Linked DNA regions of Mus musculus: region 1 is linked to region 2. The links are chromatin loops, found by intact Hi-C in ENCODE. Cell type or tissue: heart. All regions are shown on one strand. Links, peaks and the distances in the headings refer to the core of each region. The heading gives the core; the rest is flanking DNA. Region 1 holds the start of Micu2 (mitochondrial calcium uptake 2). Region 2 has its middle 13 kb from the start of Gm26440.

What was found. A loop is a pair of places that touch in the nucleus more often than their neighbours do. Peaks named below come from ENCODE experiments on the same cell type or tissue, not always from the same donor. Only the 100,000 strongest peaks of a DNase experiment are listed, where the experiment ranks them.
Region 1: it touches region 2 in a loop (2.7-fold over the local background); 3 of 42 quality-filtered maps call a loop at or near these places.

What each region holds. Positions count from the first base shown.
Region 1 is chr14:57,998,259-58,001,164 of GRCm38, forward strand. Micu2 (mitochondrial calcium uptake 2) reads right to left here and starts at 1,004. Exons shown (of 12, transcript NM_028643.3): 1 at 772-1,004. The coding sequence starts at 981. 3110083C13Rik (RIKEN cDNA 3110083C13 gene) reads left to right here and starts at 1,054. Exons shown (of 2, transcript NR_166770.1): 1 at 1,054-1,204. In heart, for the core only: a CTCF peak has its summit at 1,310 (motif pointing left); a DNase peak (open chromatin) is centred at 1,063; H3K4me3 peaks cover 1,278 bases; H3K27ac peaks cover 991 bases.
Region 2 is chr14:57,683,463-57,686,377 of GRCm38, forward strand. No RefSeq gene overlaps it. Among named protein-coding and RNA genes, the nearest start is that of Gm26440, 13 kb to the right of the region's middle. In heart, for the core only: a CTCF peak has its summit at 1,293 (motif pointing right); a DNase peak (open chromatin) is centred at 1,329.

The sequences.
Region 1 (2,906 bases), core at 1-2,500, 310 kb after region 2:
CACCTCTGATGTGGTGTGAGGTTGGAGTCAATGTTTGTATAAACTGTTCAATAATCAAACAGTTACCAACCTTTAATCTGTAAGGTATGCTTTTCTTTTTGTTGTATTTTAATGCTTGAGTTTTCCCACTAGAACTAGGTAACAGAAACCTAGCAAATAAGGAAAATAAAAAACTGCTTTTAATTTTAAAAACCCTAAAACCCAAAACACTGAAATGCCTCTCTCTATAAAAATCTTAGAGAGTACATTCAAACTTTCCAAGGTTTTACAAGACCGGGTTCATCTTGAAGTAGGGTACTTAACATTTGCATCCTGACAGCTCAGGTTTAGGAAAACTTGTTTTGCCGCGTAGGCGGGGTCCACTAAAACATTACGGTTTCGACTTATGTAACAGCTGTCATTGGAATTGATAAAATCTGCAACTATCAGCTGTTTAACTTTTAGAGTTGATATTCTCTAGACTGGGGGGGTGTGTGGCTCACACAGTAGGTCGACGCCACCCTTTTCAACAAAGAAGCGACCAGGGAACTCTTTAACGATGCAGGCTAACTAAGGGGTGCCCAGCCCCCGCAAACGTCAAGGACCCTTCTCCATCCACCAGGTGGGCAGAGGCGTGCCCCAGCCACGCCCACACGCATCCCGGGCGGGGCCTCCCGCCGCCTCCTCCCGGAACCCCCCAGGCCCTCCAGGCTCGTGCCAGGCGCCTAGGGTCTCCTGTGCCTCCGCCCCCCTCCCAGGGGTGCCTGAGGGCGGGGCCGGGCTGAGCCGTACCTGCGCCGACACCGTTCGGGAGCCCTCGCGCGCGGCTGCTTTCACGCGGCCGTGATGCCATGCCGCTCCTGCGCCTGCCAGGGCTACCCCGGCCACAGCCGCTGCGAGAGGGCCGCGAGTCGGCACAGCTCGTCGGCCGGCCGCGAGCCCGCGCCGCAGCCTTCCGCCCCAGGCCGCCAGCCAAGCGCTTCTTCCCGCAGCCGCCGCCATCTTTGCGGAAGCGCCCGAGCGTCGCGCCCCGCCCTCACCGTCTGTTGCCCGAGAACAGAGTTGGGCTCTCGCGAGAGCTCATCACCCTCCACCGTGCTCTGCGCGTGTGTTGCTAGGTGTGGCTGCTTCCTCGACGTTCAAGCGTGGTTTTGAGGTGACCCTCGGCTCCGGTGACAGTTTCCAAGGCAAAGGACATGAGTTAGCTGGTTAACTGTCCTAACAGGTCAGGTCACCACTGTGGGCCAAGAAGGGGCTGCAGGGATGGCTCAGGGGTGAAGGGTGCTTGCTGCCCTTCCAGAGCACCACAGCTGGATTCCGGAGACTTAAGGCCACAGATAAGTCCAGCTCCAGGGCATCCAGCGCCCCCTTCTGGTCTCTACCCCCCCCCCCCCATGAAATTAGACTAAAGGAAGGGTAATAGATTCTGGGTGGAATATATTGGACAAACTAGATTAAGAATAGGGACTAAGAAGGGTGTTGATGATAAATGCGGAATCAAATTAGATTTAGCATGGTTTTTCAGTCGATAGACTTAAACATAGCATCTTTAGCTCTCTCGGGAAAGCCTATGTCAGTCGTAAGTGGGCACATTTAGAGCTGGAGAGGGAAACACTTCTAACAGTAAGCGGCAGAGGGTGCTGGGTATAACCACTGTGGGTGTTGATGCAACAGTAGAATTTCATCCTCAAAGAGGCTAGGGTAAGGGGCTGAAAATATTGACGATATTATATTTGCCCCAAATGTCACATGTCTGATTATAGTGAGTCACTTGAGACAGTTGGTTCAGTGGATAAAGGCACTTCATGCCAAGCCTGCCTACCTGAGTTAGAAGTCAGAGAAGAGAGTCCTATAAGTTGTTTTCTGACCTCTGGTCTGCGCAGTGAGTTCCAGGCCACCCATAACTACATAGTGAAATCCTGTGTCAAAAGGAAAAAAGGAAAGAATATGTGTACATGCTCACCCTTACAGATCTCCGTTTTTTATAGCTAAATGCCCTTTATATTTATTTATCAAGACTCATTTTTTATGTGTATGCCTCTGTGTATTTATGCCACATATGGGTGGGTGCCCCCAGAGTCCAGAAGAGGGTGTTGTAGCTGGAGATAGAGGCAGTTGTGATCAGCCTGATATGGGTGCTGAGAATGGACCTCTGGTGCTCTGGTAGAGCAGAGAACACTCTTAACTGATGAGCTGTCTACTCAGCCCCTAAAATTTGGTGTTTGAATGAAGTAAAATGTACAGGACGTTAGCATTTTGACAACATTTGCATGTACAGGTCAGTGCTGTCAGGCCCTATGCATGGCATTTAGCAACAGCCATTATTTTTCTTTGGATTTTTTTTTTTTTTTTGTAATCTTTCAAAGCTGGCCAACACTTTTCAAGGGCCTATCTCTGTTTGTCTGCTCCTCCCGAGCGCCTGGTCTTTCATTTCTGTTAAACAATATCTGATCCAGACTTCTGACAATGATTTTCTTCAGATCTCCCAGACAAAGCCACTGTATTGTAAACAGTTGCTATTTATTGTATGTTTCCTTTACATTTTGTTCTTACAAAATATTGACTCGTAGCTGTGATCCCACATGGGACTAACAGTAGGTGCACACCTGCTCCATGCCCCTGTCACCAGCCCCCTCTTCCCTCCCCCGCTCATCTTCTCTATGGCAGATGTGGAACACGACCTCAGGGCTGGATGTTCTTTTGGTGGTAGAAAGGATTTCATCCTGGCAGAAAGCTTGGCTTCTGTAGCCTGGGGTCCTCAATTCTTCCTTACCGCTACTGAGTAAACTTAACCTTCCCCTTGTTCAACCTCTGACCTGGCCTCAGACTTAGAACCTTTACTTGGGTGTGTATCAGTTTGATGCCCATGTCAGAGGTGCCAGAACTCCTGATGTACAACAATGGCCATTTCGATGGGTTAACGAAAT
Region 2 (2,915 bases), core at 102-2,601:
AAACCCCACCTATATCTCTTCTGCGCAGCTATTGACTCAGTTGGCATCATTATTCACCAATCAGAATTACCTTGGGGGCAGGGTCATAGGGGCTACATGGAGACTCAGGTCTTGGGGGCCCACACTTAGCATTATAACAGACAGTAAAAGACAAAACCTCACACCTCAGTGGTTGAGAGCACTGGCTGCCTTTCCAAAAGACTGAGGTTCAGTTCCCAACACACACAAGGTAGTTGCCAACCATCCACAATCCCAGTCGCAGAGGATTCAGTGCCCTTGTCCAGCCGCTGTGGGCACTGCACATACATGTGCACATATATGTGCACATATATGTGCAGAACAGCCAACACATAAACAATATCAAAGAACTGGAAAACCAAAATGTCCCGGGAATGGGAAATAATACTTGAAAACCATATTCGTGATAAGGCACTTGTACAGAGAACATATAAACCCCTCTCATAAGCCATGAGCAAAATAAAGTTAGATTTAAAGGTGAAGGATTTGGAGACATTTTCTCATTAAAGATATAAAACCAATAAGCCCGTGAAAAGTAGCTTAATATCATTAGTCCTTAAGGAAATGCACATCAGAACCACAATGAAGAAACACTCCCAAGCCACTTACGGCTTAAGGAAAGAAGGCAGATAAGAAGAGTGTCAGTGCAGGTTGAGAGAACACCGTGCTGTCCTGCATTCCTGGGATGGAGGCTGGTTCCTTGCTTTGGGAAAACAGTTTGCCAATTCCTCAAAAACTTAAACACATGCTTACCATTTGATCTAGCAATGTCACACTCAGGGTACCCTCCAGAGAAATGAAAACACAGCTAAATAAAGACGGCTCACAAGCAGCACTAGTTACAGAAGACCCGCAGTGGAAACCATCCAAGAGTCCACCAACTGGTGACTGACTGCACAAATAAAGCGGGGCATAGCAATGAAGTGAGGGCAGGGGCTACAGTGTGGATAAACCTGGAAAACATGTTTGTAAGTGAAAGAAGCCAGACACAATAGGTCACATAGTACTTAAGGTTATTGATAAAATTGTCTAGAAGAGGCAGATCCATAGAGACCAAAGGTAGAATAGACTCTTAGCCTCCTCTGAGGTGGTCCATAGAGGGGAGTGAAGGAACAGAGGTAAAATTATGGTCATTATGCAGCTACAGACATATGCTAAAACCTACCAAATTGTATAGTTTTTTCTTTCTTTCCATGGCTGTGTTTTAATTTTTTAAAATTATTTTGTGTGCATGGGTGTTGGCCCATGGTGCATGGTATGTCTGTGCATCACCTGCATGCAGTACCTTTTGAGGCCAGAAGAGGGCAGTGGATCTTCTGGAACTGGAATTACAAACTATTGTAAACCTCCATACATGCTGGAGCCGTTTTTTGTGAAGGGGTGGGGGGAACCAAGGTTGTCTGGAAAAGCAGTCAGTGCTCTTAATTGAGCCAACTCTCTGGCCCCCTGTTTTGTTTTATTGAGACAAGATTTTTTTTTTCACACTATTGCTCAGGTTAGCCTCCAATTCATGACCTTCCTGCCTAAGTCTCTGAAGTGCATTACAGATGTGACCTACAGAACTGGACACTTTTAAACAAGTGGATTTTGTAATACATGAATCATATCTTAGTCATGCCATTATTTCAAGCAAGTAAGATAGAGTCGTGTGAGGAGACCTCAGATGAAAGTGGGAAAACGAAATAAAGCAATGCAAAGCTTTTAGAAAGAACTTAGAGGAAGGAGACACAACTGTGGAAGAAGTAGAGAACACCTTGGAAATAATAATCCCAGGGAGAGACAGACAAGCAATAAAGGGATGAGACAAAAGTGAATGGATTAGCGAACGAGAATGACCTGTAAGGAACAACAACAACAACAACAAAATGCCTATCCCTCAAACAAAAGTCTAATACAACCCTTAGGGGTTCTATTCCTGCACAAACATCACGACCAAGAAGCAAGTTGGGGAGGAAAGGGTTTATTTAGCTTACACCTCCATACTGCTATTCATCACCAAAGGAAGTCAGGACTGGAACTCAAGCAGGTCAGGAAGCAGGAGCTGAGGCAGAGGCCATGGAGGGATGTTACTTACTGACTTGCTTCCCCTGGCTTGCTCAGCTTGCTTGCTTTCTTATAGAACCCAGGACTACCAGCCCAGGGATCGAATCACCTATAATGGCTTTCCCCCTTGATCACTAATTGAGAAAATGCTCCACAGCTGGATCTCGTGGAGGCATTTCCTCACACCTGAAGCTCCTTTCTCTGTGATAATCCCAGCCTGTGTCAAGTTGACACAAAACCAGCCAGTACAACCCCTGAATGATAAAGTCAAGGGAATCTTCCAGAACGTGATATAAAAAGAGCCAGGGACGGCACGCTGTTGTGATTATTCTGAAACACACGATTTTAATTGTAGCTTGCATTATAAAATGTCCCACACAGGTTCACACGTTCCCCAGCTGGTGGCATTGTGTGGGGAGGTTGTGGACACTTGAAGTTTTATAGGGGGACACTTCCTGTCTAGTCTCTTCCTCCCTCCTGTGGAGGGTACCTCACACCCCTGCCACCTCGCCTTCTCCGTCATGATCACAGTAGTGAGACATATAACTAATACATCTAACAGTGACTTCCTAATGACACAGCTCTAGCCAGTACAACTCCCCAAACCCCTGCACTAATTGAAGCAAGACATCCCGCTCTGTCTATTAACAGTTCATTCGTTCGTGACAGCTCCTAGGCAGAGGATGTGGGCTGGTCGCATGTCAAAGACCAAGGCAGATTAGAAGGTTGGGACTTTTCAGCTCTGTCTTCTCAGCTCTGGGGAAGAGAGAGGCACTGAGGCATACATTGACCTCTGTGGCCAGGAATCGCTCATGCCATCCTGGTTAGTTTTTGTTGTTGTTGTTGTTGTTTTT